4 separate regions of the Mus musculus genome follow, and all the other regions are linked to region 3. A link is a loop called in an ENCODE intact Hi-C map of the cell type or tissue named here. Cell type or tissue: left cerebral cortex. All regions are shown on one strand.

What was found. Peaks named below come from ENCODE experiments on the same cell type or tissue, not always from the same donor. Only the 100,000 strongest peaks of a DNase experiment are listed, where the experiment ranks them.
Region 1: it touches region 3 in a loop (1.8-fold over the local background); 8 of 42 quality-filtered maps call a loop at or near these places.
Region 2: a loop joins it to region 3, with 5 times the contacts of the local background. A loop is called at or near these places in 9 of 42 quality-filtered maps.
Region 4: it touches region 3 in a loop (6-fold over the local background); 9 of 42 quality-filtered maps call a loop at or near these places.

What each region holds. Positions count from the first base shown.
Region 1 is chr2:130,561,131-130,566,130 of GRCm38, forward strand. Mrps26 (mitochondrial ribosomal protein S26) reads left to right here and starts at 2,627. Exons shown (of 4, transcript NM_207207.1): 1 at 2,627-2,860; 2 at 2,951-3,097; 3 at 3,178-3,301; 4 at 3,808-4,264. The coding sequence starts at 2,649. The coding sequence ends at 3,927. 4930473A02Rik (RIKEN cDNA 4930473A02 gene) reads right to left here and starts at 2,619. Exons shown (of 9, transcript NR_040348.1): 1 at 2,524-2,619. In left cerebral cortex, CTCF peaks have their summits at 2,257 and 2,692; a DNase peak (open chromatin) is centred at 2,565; H3K4me3 peaks cover 1,970 bases; H3K27ac peaks cover 1,814 bases.
Region 2 is chr2:130,525,571-130,530,570 of GRCm38, forward strand. All of the region lies in intron 6 of Ptpra (protein tyrosine phosphatase, receptor type, A), which reads left to right. Among named protein-coding and RNA genes, the nearest start is that of 4930473A02Rik, 36 kb to the right of the region's middle. In left cerebral cortex, a CTCF peak has its summit at 3,108 (motif pointing left); a DNase peak (open chromatin) is centred at 3,052.
Region 3 is chr2:130,446,339-130,451,338 of GRCm38, forward strand. It overlaps Ptpra (protein tyrosine phosphatase, receptor type, A), which reads left to right and starts at 3,940. Exons shown (of 21, transcript NM_001163688.1): 1 at 3,940-4,220. It overlaps Gm52562 (predicted gene, 52562), which reads right to left. Exons shown (of 3, transcript NR_165481.1): 2 at 4,955-5,000; 3 at 1,447-4,445. In left cerebral cortex, CTCF peaks have their summits at 2,328 and 2,925; DNase peaks (open chromatin) are centred at 3,239, 3,902, 4,226 and 4,993; H3K4me3 peaks cover 1,946 bases; H3K27ac peaks cover 1,986 bases.
Region 4 is chr2:130,514,504-130,519,503 of GRCm38, forward strand. It overlaps Ptpra (protein tyrosine phosphatase, receptor type, A), which reads left to right. Exons shown (of 21, transcript NM_001163688.1): 4 at 3,228-3,312; 5 at 4,447-4,520; 6 at 4,869-5,000. Among named protein-coding and RNA genes, the nearest start is that of 4930473A02Rik, 47 kb to the right of the region's middle. In left cerebral cortex, no CTCF peak of the experiment used is centred here; no DNase peak of the experiment used is centred here.

The sequences.
Region 1 (5,000 bases), 110 kb after region 3:
GCCAGAGAACAAATGGCAGGAGTTCTCCCCTTCCAGCATGTGGCTTCCAGGGCTTAACTCCATGTCCCCAGGCTTGACAGAAAATGCCTTTGCCCTATGAGCGGGTCCATTTTAAATTTTTGAAAAAGATTTATTTGTCTGGAGAGATGGCTCAGTGGTTAAAAGCTCTGACTGTTCTTCTAGAGGATCTGGGTTTGACTCTTAGCACCCACTGGTAGCTCAACGTCTGTCTGTAACTCCAGTTCCAGGGGATCTGACACCCTCACACAGACATACATGCAGGCAAAACACCAATGAACATAGAAAAATAAATCATTGAAATTTTATTTTTTAAATCTGGTTTTAAAAGTTTTTTGTTTTTTTTTTACTTATGTGCCGTATGTACACATGCATGTGAGTGTCCCCAGAAGCCAGAAGAGAGCGTTAGACCCCTAGGAATTGAAGTTGCAGGCCATTCTGAGCTACCTGATGTGGATGCTGGAAACCAAATCCAGGATTTCACTGCTGAGCCATCTCTCCAGCCCCATTCTGCTTTGTGTTTCAACCTCCGATTCCTAGGAAGATCTAAGATGGGGGAGCATTTGTCCAGTGACCTTAAAAGCCAACAGCAACTTCATATTTGTTCATAGAACATTGTGGGAAGGGGTTTGAGTAGCAACTTGTACCTCCCTGTTTCAAGATATCACTGTACCTTGGTATGGTGGCACACACTATCTTAGCACCCTGGAGGTAGATGCAGGGGTATTGCTACAAGTTCAAGGCCAGCCTTGGCTTTGTTAGAAATATAAGGCCAGCAAATAAGAAAGACCCTGTTTGAGGGTTTTTGTTTTAAAGATATCACTGGATTTGACACCAGAGGAAATAGAATGGCCTGATCGTTAAATCCAGGAACCATCTGAATAGGGTCCTACAGTCACCTGGAATCACCTCATTCATAGTTTACCCCTTGGTAAATGAGGAGGCTTCCGTCCCTCCAGCTCTGTGCCTCTACCCATGAAGTGCCCAGAAAAGCCTCCTTTCCTGGCTTCTGCCCTCAACAATTCTATCTTGCCACTTTAGCAGGGAGGGTCAGTGAATGGAAACAGTTACTTTCATCACCACTGCATACCAGTCCACATCCCCATCAGGCCAAAGAAAGAGGGCAGAAAACCTGCCTTCTAGTTCTGTAGCATTATCTACTCAGAGTGACTCCACACTTTCATCTACCTTAGATCTAAATCTCTTACATTTATGAAACCTTCTAAAAGGATGGGTGCACCTGACTAGCGAGAGGACTTCAGAGCCAGCAAGGTTAGGGAGCCTCTAGGGAAATGGCCCATACCCTAGAATATTCTCTTGGCCTAGACACTTAAGTTATCTGAGATGAGTTGCCGGTTGTCTAGGGTGACCCTGAAGAAGAAAGGGTTAGGACAGGTATGGTGGCATATGCCTTTAATGCCAGAATTTAGGAGGCAGTGGCAGGTGGATCTCTGTGAGCCTGATCTACACTGTAAGTTCCAGGCTAGACAGAGCTATCTAGTGAGACCCTGCCAAAAAACAAAACAAAAACAAAAACAGGGTGGGAGTGTCAGGTTCCCTGACATTCGGAGCAACCCTGTGGTACTCCAGGGTAGGGCAGCAGTAATGCCCTGGTTTCCACAGACCATCCATCCTGGATCCTCCAGGGCCCAGCAATGGTCTTATGGCCGGAACCCTGGAGGAAAACCTGTCACCAGCTTGCCCCCAGGACTCCAGAGTACACTCTGGCATCTCATCTCCAAAGCCTGACTGAGAGAAAGAAAGTGCAGACTGGGCCTCCACCAAGCCTGGAAGTTGAGAGCAGGGTTTAAGCAGCCTCTGTTCTCTTCTGAGAAAATGTCTGTTATTGCACCCAGTCCTGGCTCCTCAGACACTCCCAAGTGTCCTGGAAGTGCAGGACCATGGCCTGGTGTTCTCTGCAGAATCTGGTCTAGACAATACTAATGAGTGGGGTGAAAGTTCAGTTCCCCAGTACTCGGGTCAGCTTCTGATTTCCAACAACTCTCCTTGCTGGAGAGGCAGAGGGGAACGAGCTACTTCTGAGACAGATGCTCTCTGCCCTGCTGCACTGCTGTTTCTCTTCAGTTGGAGAGGAAATTGTACTTCATAAATAAGAGTAGTCTCGAGGTGGGAAGACCCCGGGTCAGGTGGAAGAGGACAAGGGTCACCTCACAGGTCGCCCAGTTGAGAACAAGTTGTCACTGATACTGAGAACTCTGGCAACTGCAGAGCTCCCCCAAGACCACAGCAGGGCAGTGCAGTGCAAGGAAATGGTTTGCAAATCTAAAGTTTAAAGTAGCCAGGAACTCCAAATTTCTTGCATCAGGTCTGGGAGGGTAGACAGGCCATCGGCGGGCCAGAGAGCCCCAGAGCCACACACTTGGGACGGTGTCCAAACTTGTGAACAAGTGGGCAGAGCGTCCTGCGGTGTAGCTGTCTTTAGCGGGCGACGCAGCCCAGCAAGCTGTGGGTCTCCAAGGTGCCCCTCGACCCCTCCCACTCTACCCGAGAGTCCGGACGTGCATTGGACCAGACAGCAAGAGCTCCGCCCAACAGGGACGAGGACAGGAGGCTCCCGTGGTGCTCCGCGGCCACTTCCGGGCCGGGCGCAGGCGCAGGCGCTGGCTGTCATGTTGCGCGCTCTGAACCGCCTGGCGGCGCGGCCGGAGACTCGGCCCCCGACCCCGCTGCTCCTGCCCGTGCGCGGCCGCAAGACCCGCCATGACCCGCCTGCCAAATCCAAGGTCGGACGGGTGCAGACGCCTCCCGCCGTGGACCCTGCGGAATTCTTCGTGTTGACCGAGCGCTACCGACAGTACCGGGAGACCGTGCGCGCTCTCAGGTGCGTGTGCTTGTGCGTGTGGAGGGCAGACGCCCTTCGGGAAGGGCCGGGGCCGAGGGTGGGTGCTGACTCGAAGCCCGTCCTCCCCAGGCTAGAGTTCACGTTGGAGGTGCGAAGGAAATTGCACGAGGCCCGAGCCGGGGTTCTGGCCGAGCGCAAGGCGCAGCAGGCCATCACGGAGCACCGGGAGCTGATGGCCTGGAACCGGGACGAGAACCGGCGAATGCAGGAGCTACGGTGCGAGAGGCCCGGGACTGGGTGGGCTGGGCTAGGCTCATCTGTGGCCCCGCTCACCCTCGGCGTCTTGCCCCTCGCAGGATAGCGAGGTTGCAGCTGGAAGCACAGGCCCAGGAGGTGCAGAAGGCTGAGGCCCAGGCCCAGAGGGCTCAGGAGGAGCAGGCTTGGGTGCAACTGAAAGAGCAAGAAGTGCTCAAGCTGCAGGTGGGCATGCAGGAGGTCATGGGGAATGTGGACATTGGAGACCCCAGCAAGGGAGGCTGGGGGGGGGGGGGGGGGATGACAGCACTGGGCGTCAAGTGACCAGAGTCTTCAGGAGGCTTCTCCATCAGCGCAGAGGGTATGCCTCGCAGGCAATGGTCAGTAAAAGGTTACAGGCTAGTATTGCCTTGTGAAACTTGAAGTCAGGGAAACCGTAAGTGAGAATGGAGCGCTTTTTAACACGTAAGAGGGATTCATGCACTTGAGAGAGTCCACCCACCTCTAATCAGGTTGTCACGATTTGTTCTTGGGTTGTGGCCGAGAGATCTGATGGGTGATTGTCCAAGGAAGAGCAATATGATGGTCGAGGTCACCTAGTACAGTTGTGCTGGACGATTGGTGGGACACTCAAAGAGACCCTGGGTTCTTTTGACACCCGTGGACTAGAGACAGTGCAGGCAGCCAGCTCTGGGAGAGATCCCACAAAGCCAACCTTTCTCTTCCTGTAGGAGGAGGCAAAAAACTTCATCACTCGGGAGAACCTGGAGGCACGGATAGAAGAAGCGTTGGACTCTCCGAAGAGTTACAACTGGGCCGTCACCAAAGAAGGGCAGGTGGTCAGGAACTGAGCACAGAGACTTCTGGGGGCCCAAATAAGCACAGTGCTTGCCTAGGGTCTGTGTACTGGGATAGGAATTGGTACATCCCAGGAGGATGGCTCAGCCGTTTCCAGAGCAACCTCAGTCACTCCAGGCTCGGCACTCACCACCTGACTGGGAACTCCCAGATGTCCCTGTTCTGGCACCACAGACAAACTCAGGGCAGCATTAAACTCTGGGAAGTTCCTATCGCACAGAGGATCGGACTGGACTGTGTCCCCTCTAGAAGCCAAGCTTGTCTTGTAAGTCTCTTGGAGTCGTGTGAGCCAAATGTTTCCTGCTTTTATAAATAAAGTATTGGAGCCCAGTCTTGCCCATTTACTGGCTATAGTTACAGTGCTAATGAAAGAGGAAAGTAGTTACACCAGATGCTAACTTGCTTGTAAAATCAAAGGCGTTTGTCCCTAATTATTTGAGTCTTTAGGTTTCTAGCCAGAAGCAAGTTTCACCTAACTGAGCTATGAGTTAGGTACCTGCTTTGCTCAATCCTGGGATTTTCTGGCTAGGGTCTGGTGTGTCCAAGATCCAGGAAGCAAAAAGGGTGCCCTGTTTCTCCTGATGGCTCTCCAGCAGTGACTTCTGTAACCAGGCCCTGTCCTGATCTATCATATTTTGAACTACTCAGCAGGTGGTAGACTCCCAAGCTAAACCTGCTTCTTCCAGTCAGTTGCTGCCCTTCTGTGTGTGTAAGTGGTAGCCAGAGGGCAGCCTTGGTGTCATTCTTCAGGACTCTCACCTTGGTCTGATTTAAGTTTGTTTTGGTTTTTTTAGTTTATTTTTTACTGTGTTTTATTCTGGCTTTTGAGACAGGTTCTTTCACTGGAACCTGGCACTCACTAATTATACTATCTAGCCAGCCAGCCTCAGAGAATTGATCTGTGTATGCTTGCCCGGCACTGGGATTAGATGCACATGGCTTTTATGTGGTACTAGGGATCAAACCCAGATGTTCATGACTGCAATGTATACATGTTAGTGAATGAGCTGCCTGCCTTTTTGCTTTCATTGTCATAAACATGAATACCATTGACAGTAACTCCAGG
Region 2 (5,000 bases), 79 kb after region 3:
AAAAAACAAGCTCCTGGAGAATGACAGGACATGAAACTGTCATCTGACACTGACGCACGCATGCAGGATGAGTACAGCCTCAGGCAGAACAGACCCTGCCTTGGTGATAGGAAGGGCCAATGGGAACTGCTTTCTGCTGTGTCACTGGACTTCCTTAATAAGCATTTTTGTTGTTGTTGTTTTTTTTTTTTTTTTTTTTTTTGGTTTTTCGAGACAGGGTTTCTCTGTGTAGCCCTGGCTGTCCTGGAACTCACTTTGTAGACCAGGCTGGCCTCGAACTCAGAAATCTGCCTGCTGCTGCTGCTCCTACTGCTCCTCCTCCTCTTCCTCCTCCTCTTCCTCCTCCTCCTCCTCCTCCTTCTCCTCCTCCTCGTCCTCCTCTTCCTCCTCCTTCTTCTTCGTAGGTGGTAGTGAGTTTAATCTGAGGAATAAAGCTAATTGGCTGTGATGATGCTTGGGTGGGTGCACTACTGCACTTGGGAGGAAGGAGTTGCCTTTGAATTCTGACCAGCACGTGTCTGGTCAGGTCACTGTGAAAGGTGTATCACCAGATACGGTGTTCTGGAAAGAAACAGTGGCATAGGACTTGGCATCTGTCTGACAGGCTGGAGAAAGGCTGTACAGCATTTCTGCAACTCCCTGCTGATTGGAAGCTCGAGGCTGTATCTTTCATCTTAGTTACAAACTGGAACTTTCTCACTCACCGGCATTTGTCTTAGGAAGAAGCGCTGAATTTGTTCACACATTACAAATCCACTTCCTCAGTTTCCTAAAATGCTCAAGGTGTAAAGAAGAAAATTGAAAAAGAAAAAGAAAAGATTTTGTTCCCAAGAAGAAGACAGAGAAGAGAGGAAAGAGGCAAAACCAGTGAGATTATCAGGTCCTGCATGTGGCCTTCCCCTGGGGTCCCCTACTTTTAGTGGCAGGTTAATTTTTAGAATGCCAGTAGAGAAGACACGTGTGGCACGTAATGGAACTGGACAGACATTTGAGTCACCTCGATGAGCTAAGACCCCATGGAAATTAGCAAGAATCGTGACAAGGGCTTTGGGTACTCACCACGACTGCACTCTGGAAGAGACATAGGAAAGGCACCAGCTGACCTGGTTTACATTATTGAGTGTGTCTGGTTGTTGTGTTCTTTTACATAGAACTCTGGTGGCTGTGAGGCGAGAGTGCACGAAAGAAACTCAGCAGTAGCAGGGACCTGAGATCCAGCAAGTTCTGGTGATCCCTGGAGAACAGGGAAGCAAGACAAGAAAGGACTGTAAAGTCAGAGATAAAATAAGTGACTTCTACAAATATTCCTTCAGAAAAGTGCAGTCTCTGGAGATAAATGATCAGATAGAAAAGCAGCATAAAAACTAATTTTTGTATGTAGGCCATAAAAAGTACTTTTAAAATATATCTCTTATTTTAGTATCCAAGCTATAAAGTACTTAAGAATCGATTTAACAAAATATTTGCAAAATCTTTAGAGAAAATTATAAAAAATGTTTGCATACATTAAAGGAAAACAGCTTAAACTAGTGAAGAAATAAAATCTCTGGTTAGGAAGTTCAGCGCGTGAGAAGATGCCAGCTGTCCTCAGACTGACACCCAGATTCAATGCAATTCCAATAAAAATCCCAACAGGTGTTTTTGTGGAACTTGCCAAGCTGATTCTAAAATTTTTATGGAGGAGAAAAGAGTCAAGACTAGCCAAGACAATCCCAAAGAAGAAGAACAAGGTGAGGGGAGCTGCCTTAGCAGACACGATGAGTCCTTATTACACCAGTTTGATGTTGTCAGTAGGGCAGACAGACGGACTAGTGCAGACAGACCCCTGTATAAATGGAAACAGATTTATCATAGAAATGCTGTTCCCTTTTGGTTGGGGAAGGAATGGCCTTTACAATATATAGTACTAGAACACTGGGCAGACCTATGAGAGTAAGTGAAGTGCACCATCTGCCTTGTATAAAATGGAAGTACCGGTTCCATTTGACACACATACTGAAGTTTAAAGGTCAAGATTGTAAACCATGAAAATAATAATGGAAAACACACCTGTGACATCACCACAAGAAAGGATTTCTTGTCCCCGTCCCCACCCCCAGCAGGGTTTCTCTGTGTAGCCCTTTGTAGACCAGGCTGGCTTAGAACTGAGATCCACCTGCCTCTGCCTCCCAAGGATTCGGGCAAAGCCATGTGCCACCACCGCCCAGCAGGAAACGATTTCTTTTTTTTTTTTTTTCAATTTTTATTTTATTTTATTTTATTATTAATTTATATTTTATACTCCATATTCCATTTTCCACCCCCACCCCCATCCACCCTCCAACAGCTCTACATCCCACACCTGACTCCCCATAGATGTCCCCACCTGATCTCTAAACTCCTTGGGGCCTCCAGTCTCTTGAGGGTTAGGTGCATCATCTCTGAATGAATAAAAACCCGGAAGTCCTCTACTGTATGTGTGTTGGGGGCCTCATATCAGGTGGTGTATGCTGTCTGTTTGGTGGTCCAGTGTTTGAAAAATCTCAGGGGTCCAGATTAATTTCTTATACCTGAAAATGTTGGTAAAGTGAAAGATTGATGAATTTGACTGCATGCAACACAAAAATATTGTTGATAAGTAGAGACCATAAAAGAAAATAAAGGAGCACAGGTAACTGTGGTCAGTTAGTATCCAGAATACATACAGAAATAACGGAAAAGTAAAACAGTGGAGAAAATGCTAAATGAGGCACTGCACAGAGGAGGAAACCCTTCGAACCGGTAAGCTGGAAAGATGATGACCCTATTGGTAACATAGAAATGTCAGTATATTTTATATATTCAATGTACTTAAAGCATAACAGTAGCAAGTGTGGATGAAGGTTCCAGTGGAACCTATTCTGTCACAGTGGTAGTGTAAACAGTCACAGTTACACTGAAAGTCAGTTCCGAGCCTGTGACTCGGTGGTTAAGAGATCAAGTGTGGGCTGGAGAAATGGCTCAGCATTTAATAGCATTGCCTGCTCTTGCAGAGAATCCGAGTTCCTTTCCTAGCACTTAAGTCAGAAGCACACAGCCGCCTCTAACTCCAGCTGCCTGGGACCCGGTGCCATCTTCTGGCTTCTTTGGGGACACACAAGCACCGCACACTTACACAGATATACCTGTATGTAACTAAAACTCAAGTAAATGTTGTTTAAAAAGACCAGACCAAAACTGTACCTCTCATTTGTTAAAAAGAACAAATGACAGTTACAAACAACAGTTTGAATGATTTCAGAACATGTCTTAGGGTTTCTATTGCTGAGATAAAACAGTGAAGAAAGAGTTTATTTCAGTTTACTCTTCCCGTTGACAGTCGTCCATCATTGAGGGAACAGGAACTTGAAGGCAGGCGCTGATGCAGAGGCCATGGAGGGATACTGCTTAATGGCTTGTTCCTCATGGCTTGCTCAGCCTGCTTTCTTATAGAACCCAGAACCACCTGCCCAGGGATGGCACCACCCACAATGGGCTGGGCTCTCCCCCATCAATCACTAATTAAGAAAATGCCATACAGGCTTGCCCACAGCCCACTCCTGAGGCATTTTCTTACTTGAGATTTCCCGCCTCTTAGATGACATATGTCAAGTTGATACAAAACTATGCAGCACATGAGCATAATGTTGATCCAAAAGAAGAGCACATTAGCACTTGGTATGCTTCCATTTCCATCACAAGATCCACTGAGCAGTAATAAGGATGCAGTAGATGAGATACACAGCATAACAAGACAGCAATGAGCTCCAAGGTTACCTGTGAAAGGACAGAGGGGAACAGAAGGAGAAAAAGAATCCAGAATGAACTTGTAAGTTAAAGTGGATGGTAGGTGTACCGTTAAAAAAAAATGTTGAAGCATATAACCTTGGTTCAGTTACAGTTTGACTAAGAAATGAAATGGTCTTTGATGCTACCTCGTGTTTTCTAGAGAAGTTGATGTCATCCAGTCACTCAGTTCTACAGCTTCTACCAGGAGTTAGGCAAGCTGTTTCTCAGAGCAGAAATGAAAGTAGTGTAAGGCCTGCTCTGTTGTCCTGACATAGGCAGAACAAGCTCTGTCTTTTCTCCTGTCCCTTCCCTGGGGGTCCTGATAGTACTGTGAGGCAGCAGTCTCTCATTCCTTACCCTTCTATGTTAAAGGTTGTGTTCTGTGGGGCTAGGCCTGTACCCAGTTGGGACAGCTTGCTTTGCATACAGAGCCCTGGGTTCGATCCCTGACCCCACATAAAATGGAGCATGGTGACACATTCCTTTAATATCAGCGTTCTGGAAGTGGAGGCAGGAGGGCCATAAAGTCAAGGTCATTTTCAGTTCCATAACAAGGTCAAGGCCAGCAGTGGCTAGTACAGTAGTCTCATTCTACCTTTCTCTGCTCGACATCATTTTAAAAAAAGAAATTGTAGGACTCTTAGGAATTTCACCTGTCCTGTGCCAGCATGGAAACCCAGCTTAGACCAAAGACGATGCAGTGTCAGTGGAGTGGGGAATTCCAGGGTTAGCGGTGTTCTCAGTTCTGTATGCAAGAGTTGGCACAAAGAAAAGAAAAGCCGGAAACTTTCCTATCCTCGTGTGCCGGCCGCAGAGTCTCAGATTGGTTGTCTTGGTGAAATAACATTGCAGGATCTGCAGGGTTTAAAGTGAAATCTCCTGAGTCAGTAAGGAGTGAGGACTGTGAGGCTGATGGCCCTTACCTTTAGATGTACAGTATCATGTATACATTGTCATGCCAGGCCCAGGAAGGAGCCTTAATCATCCGACAAAATCAACTTCCCCAAAGCTGCTATCTCCTTCTTTTAGTCATTCCTATTTCCAGAGTCGGAAACCTGGGGGCTCTCCTTCACTTCCGTCTATCTCCAAACGTAGCTCCAGAATAATAGCTCAGGTGCATCCGCTTGCTCATGTTGTCATCTGTCTTAATCACAGTTCTGTGGCTGCGAAGAGACAGCATGGCCAAGGCAACTGTTATGAAAGAAACCATTTGA
Region 3 (5,000 bases):
TCTTATATACTTTTGTAAAGTTTATGCATCTCTGCCCCACCTCCAAGATTTTATTATGGGATTTTCAAATACCCAAACAAACTTAAAAAAAATGTTTATATTGGACACCTGTATAATCACCACTTGGATTATCCATTAACATATTACTATGCCTGAGTTATACATTTGTCTCTGTGTCCACTAGTTATTTGTGTGCATTTCAAAATAAGTTCCATGCTGGATGTGATGGTCCACACCTGTAATGGCAGCATTCTGGAGACTGAAGTAGGGGATCAAGGGCTTGAAGCTAGGGACTGGAGAAATGGCTCAGCAGTTAAGAGCACTTGTTCATCAGTCATGATGGGTTCAGATTCCTGCACCCACATCCTGAACCTCAGAAACCTGTTAACTTAGGCTGCAGGACCCTCTTCTGGTCTACAAGGGTGTTCTCATGTACATATACACATTGTTCCTCCTACACACACACACACAAATCTTAAAAAGAGTTTGGCCAAGCATAGTGGCACATACCTCTAATCCCAGCTTTCAGGAGGCAGGGTAGGCAGATCTCCGAATTCTGAGTTCCAGGCTAGCCAAGGGCTTCATAGTGAGATCCTGTCTCAAAACAAAACAAACAAACAAACAAAAACAGAAATGAGAGAAAGAGGCCTTCAAATCCAGCCTGGGAAAGACCCTGTCTCAGTAACACAAAGAACAAATTACAGACATCAGGATAATTCTCCCCTAAATATTAGAAAATGCATTTCATAATACTTAACTGTCTTAACTGGCCTAGTTAAAGTTTCTATTGCTGTGATAAAACGCCATGACTAAAAGCAACTTGGGGAGGAGAGGATTGATTTAACTTGTTCTTCCACATCGCTGTTTATCACTAAAGAAAGTCAGGGCAAGAACCTAGAGGCAGGAGTTGATGCAGAGATTATAGATGGTGCTACTTACTGGCTTGCTCATAATGGCTTGCTTGGCCTGCTTTCTTATAAAATTCAGGACCACCAGTGCAGGGATGGCACCACCCACAATGGGCTGTGCTCTTCACTATCACAAGTTAAGAAAATGTTCTACAGCTAGGTCTTAGGATGGCATTTTCTCAATTGAGGTTCTCTCCTTTCAGAAGAGTCTAGTTTGTGTCAAGTTGACATTAAATTAGCCAGCATATAAACTATAGAGTTATTTGCAGCTATTTTCCTTGTGTGTGTGTGTAAAATGAAATAATGAAATACACTGAACTTTTTGTTGCTGTTTTCTTAGAAATATTTTTCATACACTATATTTTGATCATGTTTCCCCTCCCCCCAACTCCTTCCATATCCTCCCAACCTTCTACCCATTCAACTTCATGTTTCTTTCTCTCCCTTCGTTGGGGGGAGGGGGTAGAAGCAAAAAACGGAAAATCGAAACTTTAAAAAAATCAGTAAAGCACACACATACAAACAAACAAAAGTGGAGTGTGATTGATTATACCCAGTGACACTTTAATTAAAAGAACTAATTTTCCCTTTCCCAGCACTAGTCAATTGCAAATAGCTTCTTTGTTGGAAATAAGACTTTGTATCTACTTACTCATTTCAGGAAATTTATAGATATTAAAGGGCACATTTACTGAGTTTTCACAAGTTTTCACTTATAAATATTCATATCTAAAAATTAGGATTGGGTTCTTGGGGGCTAACTAAAACAGAATACTTGCTAAATTTGTATGAGCCCCCAAGGTCTTCATCCCTGCAAAATAAAAGTCAAAAGCAGAGCTGTTGTTGTTTCAAGTTCTTACTTGCACAACTAAAATTAGTATAAAATATCTTCCTCCTTGAGAATTGTACAAGCAGGCCTGTGTCAGTGGTCTGGGATTGGATCAAGTCCTATCTAAGGGTTTGGGTTAGGATTTAAGCTTGGGGCCAAGTATGGAAGAGCTTCTAGATTAAGTTACCCATGGTGGCCATAGAGTAGATGAGGTCAGAGAGCCTGCCTGGTCTTAGTTACAGAACTTCAGCAAATGACCCTCAGAAGATGGGCAGTAAGTAGCCTGGGAAGGTGCTTGGTTTTCATTTATTTCAATTTTCGTATTTCTTGGCTTCATTTTCACCTTGGCACTTTAGTGAACATTCTTGTTAGTCTATTACCCATGTCCACCCCAGAATGTTTGCTCCTGAGAGTTGACATCTCTGACTTACTCTGAGAGGTGTCCAGTGCATGATCTGCATTCAGGACATAGAGAACAACTCATTGCTTCATTTACTAGACAGAAAGGTAGGCAGGGAGGGGAAGTGACTTGGACTTTTGAGGGGAAATGGGGCTCCTTTAATCCTATCCTTCAGCCCTGCTATTCCAGTTCTTACCTGCAGGCACCAATGCAGCAGAGAACAGGGAGCTCCCACTTATCTTTCTCTTGGTTCCTTTTTTTCTATTTTATTTTTCTTCCAAGATGGCTCTTGATTGTGCTAATGGGGTAGGGAGCTCTGAAAAGGACCAGGAGTCATAGGTTAACTGTAAATAAGAAAAATTTCAAAAAAATTAAAAAAACAAAAAACCCCAAAACAAAACAAACAAACAAACAAACAAACAAAAAACCGAAAGAAAGAAAAAGAAAGAAAAGAAAAAAAGTTTGCTGGTAGGGTTTGCTCTAAAGCCAAGAGGCTGCTTTCTTAGCCAAGAACCAGTATTTTTCAGATTTGTTTTGTTCTGTGTTGGTCTTGTTTTGTAAAGTATTGTGTTCTAGTGAAAGACCCAACTTTTCATTTGGTCACTTTTCAATTTGCTGTGTATTTGCATCCCTGATAGACTTTGTACTTTCTAGGAAATGGGCTTCTGGAACTTGTAGGAGGAGCGGACCTCATTGGCAGGAGTCTGACATTTAGGAGACAGGATAGAGGTCTTGTAGACTGTCACTGAGATGGCCCTGAGGAGGGAGATCAAGAGTCACAAATCTTAACTCAAGGAGAGGTTTTTACTACCCAGAGGGAGGAAGTTTAAAGAAGGCCCGCTTCAACGCACATTTGCAGGTCCTGGCTCTGGTCTGCGCACACTTACTTATTCAACAAATAAAGGAAGGGTGTTTGCATAGAGTTCTAACTTGGCGCCCTAGGTCTAGCAGCATCCAAAGTGCTCTAAACTGAGGACTGCTACCTTCCGAAAAAATCGACTTATGGTTCCTAGAAGCTAGATGCACAAAGAACGCTGTTCGCTTCCCTGGTCTCTCTCAGCGCTTTCAATCTTCTCCTGACCACTATGCATGTATCAAGAAGTATCTCCCCGCTCGCTGCGGAGCACCGTGTGCTGTGCTTCCATCCAGCTCTAGAGAATCAGGCCCAGCTTGCACATCTGGAAAGCAAGAGAGATTTCCCTAGGGTTCGGGTGGGGATGATGTGGGCTGGTTTATTTAAGATGACATACTCAGAGCTAGACCGGTCCTAGGTACTAGGCAAATTCTTCTCGCAATTACATCCTTTAAGTGCCTTACAACTAACTCTCTCTCTCTCTCTCTCTCTCTCTCGTGTGTGTGTGTGTGTGTGTGTGTGTGTGACAGAGAGAGAGAGAGAGAGAGAGAGAGAGAGAGAGAGCGAGAGCGCGAGAGAGGCAGAGGCAGAGGCAGAGGCGCGGGGTGTGTTAGAGAGAGGATCACATTTGGAGAAGGATGGAGATGGCTTTCGAGTGCCTGAGTTCACCAGTTGGTGTGGCTTGTGCCTGGTGTCAGTTTCCTCATCTGTAAACAAGGAAAAAAGCCCATGCCCGGGGGCCTAGGACCGTGACTAGGTGGGAGACGTGTGCCAGGGGAGGATAGGGAGCGTCCTGTCCTGTTACCCGGAGACCCCCAGTGCGCCCGGGGAACTCCGCGGCGCAGCGGGGCGCGCAGGGGTGGGGCTCACGGAGGCGGAGACGCCCGCCCGGCGTCAGCGAACCAGCGCCCGCCTCTCAACGGCCAATGACGAAGCGCCTTACAGCCCAGGCCGCGACGGGAGAGAGGCTGCGGCGAGTGAGGCGCTGACAGGGACTCGCGGGGGCATCTTGCACAGACCCCTGGACCACGCCGCCATCGCAGCCTCCAGCCCAGTCCTCTCTCTGCCGCTTCTCCTCGCCATGGAGGCGAGGCCGCCGCCGCCGCCGCGGGGCTTCGAGCAGCGGACCGGGCGGCGGCCCTGAGGGGAGCGGCGGGCCGAGACGCCGCCGCGGTCCTGAGGCGGAGCTGCCGTGCGCGTCCCCCGCGGTCCCGCCCAGCGCCGGGCTCGGTAAGCGTTCGCGCCTGCCGCCGTCGGGAGGGCTCGGGGAGGTGGGGTGGCTCGGCCGCGCGTGGGAGCGGTCCCTGGATCCTATCCTGGAGGAGCGCCTCTGGCTTGTGCATCCTGGCACCGTGGACAGGGGGAGGGGGTCCCGGAAACGTGCGGGACACAGACAGGCTGGAACTTTGCGGACGTCCTCCTCCGGCCCGGGCCAGGGCGCTGCCGTAGTTCATTCTGAAAGAAAAAAACTTTGAGCAGCGAAAATGGGATTTGCTCAGGTCCATTTAATGGGAGGAGATAGGTGGCACACGCAGTGACCATCCCACCTCCCACCTTCCCCTTAAGACCCCTTCCTGGTCCTACTCCCAGGCCCCTCTCTGCCGCCCATTCCCAACTGTTGTGTATGCTTAAGAAGGAAAATATGGACTTAAGCTACCCAGAATTCAAAAGCAGCCACTTGGGAACGCACATCTCCTGTGTTTACTTTCAGTAATTCTTAAAAATTGCCACGGGGGGGGGGGGTTGAGCCCCTAATATTTCCTAAAAATAACAACTACAGAGGCAGAGATGATCCTGTCTATTAGAGGGTTTTGTTGTTGATAGTGATGATATTTGTAGGACAAGCAAAAAAATGTTCCAAACCCTCTTGGACAGAGTGTGATGTCGGCCGAAGCCCTTGGCTAGGATAGGGAATTTCTGTTGAAAACCAGCCTCATGTCCCCGGCTATGGCACCACTTGTTACCTGCTAACTCTTGAAGCAGCCAGAGAACCAAAAGATGGTGGATGAG
Region 4 (5,000 bases), 68 kb after region 3:
CATTAGTCATGAGAAGTACTGTTTTCCTGACCTCTGTATCTTAAATGCAGCCCTCCCACCCCAGTCCTCCTTCCACTCTTCATTGCATTATGTTCTTCACTAAAGTAATGAGTTTCATAAAGGCAAAGAGTTTTGTTGTCACTGCTGAGTACTCCAGACTTATGGAGTATTAGATAAAATAATCCATGTATATATTGGATGATATCTGATGGCTTTTGTTTATCATGATAATCAATTTCAGGGCCCTGCACATGCAACGCAAGTGCTCCTCAAAATCCATTGAGTATATCTATCAGCTAAGTAACAGGTAGGCTTCTACTGGATGCCAGCTTTAACCAAACCAGAAAAGGCATTTGAGAGTCAGTCAGAGAAAGGTAATCAGTACCTGAATCTTACACCATAGTGAAGAATTTGTGTTGCTCTTTTAATGAAACAATTGTAATTGGTTAATTAAGAATTGCTGCTGGACTGGAAGGATGGTTCAGTGGTTAAGAGCACTGTTTGTTCTTCCAGAGGACCCAGGTTCAATTCCCAACACCCACATGGCAGTTCACAGCCGCCATCTGTACCTCCAGTTCCAGGGAATCCAACACCCTCATACAGGCAAAATTCCAGTGCACATGAAGTAAAAAACAAATAAGTCATTAAAGAAGAAATATTGCCAGGCAGTAGTGGTGCATGCCTTTAATCCCAGCACTTGGGAGGCAGAGGCAGGCTGATCTCTGAGTTCCAGGCTAGCCTGATCTACAGAGTTCCAGAATAGTCATTGCTACAAAGAGAAAACCTGTATCAAACAAAAAAACAAAACAAAAGAGGTAATTAGTTATCCAAAATTGAGTGGTCATCCCCTAGAAACATATATGCAGGCACAACTTTGAACAGACTTAGCAGGTTGTAGTTCAGTGTTTATATGTGTATGCAACAAATTTTCTTTCCAAGGACTGTTCCTTTTATTTGCATATATAGGTCATGTAAAATTCCTCATTGAGTGAGTGGCTACACCTCTCTCCCTCTTCCTAGCCTCCTTTCACTCCACTTAGGCCTTCTTACCCATGCTCCAAGAACCCACTGGTGACTGTCATCTGGTCAGAGCAGTTTCCTTCCTGTTTGCGTCTTAATTAACCTGCCAGCAGGATTTGAGTTAATTTCTCTTTCCTTGGAAGACTGCTCTTGGCTTTCTGCTGAGATGGCTTCCTGCTATTAGCCAGTTTAGCAGAACTTTTAAACAAAGGCAGATTCTGTTGTGCCGTTTCTGTGTCAGTTTCCCGGGAATACTGTTTCTCATCATATTCAGAATTAAAGTACACTCACATCCATGGCCTATAAATAAGTTTTCTGGCTCCTGCCTATCTCTCCAGTTTCAGCTTGAATGGTGCTGGCTTTGTGATGTTTCTTGAACCTGCCAACCCCCCCCCCCCCCGAGCCATTCGACTTGTCATTCCTTATGTCTAGAGAGTTAGCTCTTCGTCCAGATCTCTTAATGGTTCTCTTTGCCCTGTTACTTAGCGCACTGCTGATGAGCAGGCTGTGAGGGGCAGGGACAGATCTCAGACACTCTGCTGCCTCCCTGCTGCTGCTCTGCTTTGTTTCCTCCAAATCCCTTGTCCCAGCTTAAATGACATGTCTGGGAACCACGCACACTTTCTGCCCTTTGTCTACCTGGGTACTTTTCTCAGTGTCCCAAATAACCCAGCAACACTTGCTACTCCGTGAACATATTTTAAATGAATTCTGGTAAGGGGGTAAATCCGATGAAAATGGGACTGTTTCCGTTAGATTTGGTAATTGCCAGTTTTTGGTGTCCTTGCTGAGTGATTTCAGAGGACTGATAAGTCAGTGTGAATGGATCAGGAGATCTTGTGATGTCTTTGACCCGTCTACCTCACTCAATTCTATCCCCCAACCTTCCCAAAGACTCCCCAAGCTCCACCTGATGTTTGGCTGTGGGTCTCTGCTTCTGTTTGCATCCACTGCTGAATGGATCCTCTTAGAGACAGCTATGTTAGGCTCCTGTCTGCAAGTATAGCAGAGTATCATTAATACTGTCAGGAGTTGGCTCTCTTACATGGGAAGTAAAGGTGGTACTGGGGGCTGGGAGCATGATGGGAATGTAAAGTGAATAAGTAAATAAACTTTAAAATGGATCAGGAGAACCTGGAGAAAGGGAAATTGAGAAAAGTCAAGCAACAGTTGTAAGAGTTTGCTGAGACAGGATAAGTGGAGTCAAAAAGATAAAAGGTTTGATTTCAATGACATCATTGAACATTGTCCAGAGACAACATGGCAGGGCCGGCCTTCACATAAAAGGGGCATATCTGTCACAATACAGAGAAACTCAGGTCGTTTATGCAGTTTCTAATGTAGAGGAGACGTGGTGTTCTGACCTGACCTGGTCTGGTCTACTACATGAGAATTGTAGCTAGGTACTGAGCTAGAACTGTGGAAAGGACGGGAGGCTTGACCATCTGTCCACTCAAGCCAGACTTGTCATGCTTAGGGTCCTAGCAAAAGGCAGCTAAGGGAAGAGGTGGGAGAAGGGGATGGGGACACCTAGTATCTGTGATGCATGGTACATAAGGATCTAGCAGTGTCTCTTGTGTAATCCTATTCCCTGTGCCAGGAAGCCCCTTTGGGTTTGTGAAAGAGCAATCTTTTCCCTTCCCTCTTCTGATTTTCTCTAGGCAGGACTCATTGAGACTGGGAAGGAGTATAATATTGAACCTAAATTGCTGGCCTGCCAGGATTTGTACCTCCAAATCTTTGAGTCCTTTTAGTTTTTTGGTTGTTTGCTGTTTTGTTTGTCTGTTAAGCTCAAATGGTATAGTAATGAAAGAGTCTCTGATTTAAAAGACAAATTTTGTCTGGACACAGGAAGTTAGACATATGATATATCAGAGATGGGCAGCATCTTCCTGCCCATGGCTCTAAAGTGGCCCAAGGGTTCTTTCCTCGCATACTCTAGCACATGCACTTGCTCCTCGCTCTTCTGTGTGCATTTCTGCACCTCCCACTTCTGTCTCGCATTCTGTGCTCTTGGGGTGTGTGTGTGTGTGTGTGTGTGTGTGTGTGTGTGTGTGTGTGTGTGTGTTTCCCATCCTACCATCTGCAGAAATGTTTAGTTGGTAGCGCCCCCTGCCCTGCATCAGCATCAGTGTGTCTTCCTGAGCTCCCAGCTTGAACCCTTCGTTGCACAAAAGTCATGCCCTATGCTTTTCTCTTGGTTTCAGATGAGACACCAATTATTGCGGTGATGGTGGCCCTGTCCTCTCTGCTAGTAATCGTGTTTATTATCATAGTTCTGTACATGTTAAGGTAAGTATAATAATGTTACTGCATTTGCTTAGACTACTCTGATACTCCGGTGTCTCAGTAAGCCTACATAGTCCAGAAGACAGGAGCCTAAGGACATAGGGACATTGAGTAGAGAGACAGTGACTTACAGTGCTTAGATTAAACTCTGCTTAGAAATGGTTTCTAGAAATACAGTCTTGCTTAAGACCTCCTCTCTCTCCTCTGCTTTATTTGTCCAAACCAAGTTTCCCAGTTCTAGTTCAGCCTAAAGCTTAGAGAAGAGTAGTGGCTTGAAGATGGGCCACTCCCATAATATCTTATGAGAGACAGGTGTTTCAAGATCTTCAGGTTTGTCCTTTTGAAGCAATACCCTAAAAGGCCCCTGGTAACATTATATGCAGCACAAAAGCTTACTTTGTTTCTACTTGAGGCTTTGTTGCCAAACCTCTCTAGGGCCCCTGTCCTTTGTCTGCTAGGCTGGTCTTAGGGGTTAAAGTATTTGACCTTTCAGAAGCTTCTAGATGATGAACAAAGTAAGGAGGGAAACCTAAGAGAAGGAAGATGGTGGTTCATTTGTTCTCCTCCTGCTGCAGCTCCTGCCTTGACTACCTTCTTTGGGCCCAGCCTGCTCTGTGCTCCTTTTGTTCTTCAGTGTGCCCCCTAGAATTTGACATCTGTGTGTCTCCATTAAACCTGTGTTCGCTCTTTCTGGAGCTCTGGGCTTTTCCCCATGACTCCCAAGTGCACTGAGAAAACACCAAAATGTTTGTTTTATGAAGTCTGTAACTGTCCCACCCTGTCTGCCCACTCCCATCTCCCCTTTCCTCCCCACCCCCACTGTGTACACTTGCCCACATTCCTCCTGTTACGGTGTGCATACAAGTGTGTTATGGAGCTGAAGCTATACAGAGGAACCATGCAGGCAGAATATGCTGTTGTGCACAGTGGGCTTCAGGGTGCCAGGTATAAGGAAGACCATCCCAAGATACCCAGTCACCACAAAATGGAATGGCCTCAGAGGTCCCTGACCTGTGTCCCTTTTTTAAAAAGTTTGATTGATGGAAGAAGTTTAGAAAGACAGAGTCCTTAGCAGGAATACAAAGGCAGGGCTTTACCTCTGTGTCTAGTTTTTCATTACAAATATGTTCTCATTAGGTTTAAGAAATACAAGCAAGCTGGGAGTCATTCCAACTCTTTCCGCCTGTCAAATGGCCGCACGGAGGATGTGGGTAAGACACGGGGAACGTCTAGAGAAGAAAATCCGGATGTGAACATCCCCCATCCTCTTACGTATATCTTTCCATTATTTATCTCATTTGTGTGCTCACGCGTGTGCCGTGGCACGATTGTGGCGGTCAGAGCTTGCTAACATGCAAGAGCTGGTTCTCTACTCCCATCTTGTGGGTTCTAGGAATCCAGTTGAGGCTGCCACACTTGGTGTCAAAAACCTTTTACTGACAGCCATATCTCTGCTTCTTTTCCCCATCTTTTCAAAAGAATGAGACCATGAGTGGTCACAGAAGGGGCTGCACCCATCTCCAGGGCACCTAACTGACCTTCCCTTTTGTATACCACAGAGCCCCAAAGTGTACCACTTCTGGCCAGGTCCCCAAGCACCAACAGGAAGTACCCACCACTGCCTGTGGACAAGCTGGAAGAGGAGATTAACCGGAGAATGGCTGATGACAATAAGCTCTTCAGAGAAGAAT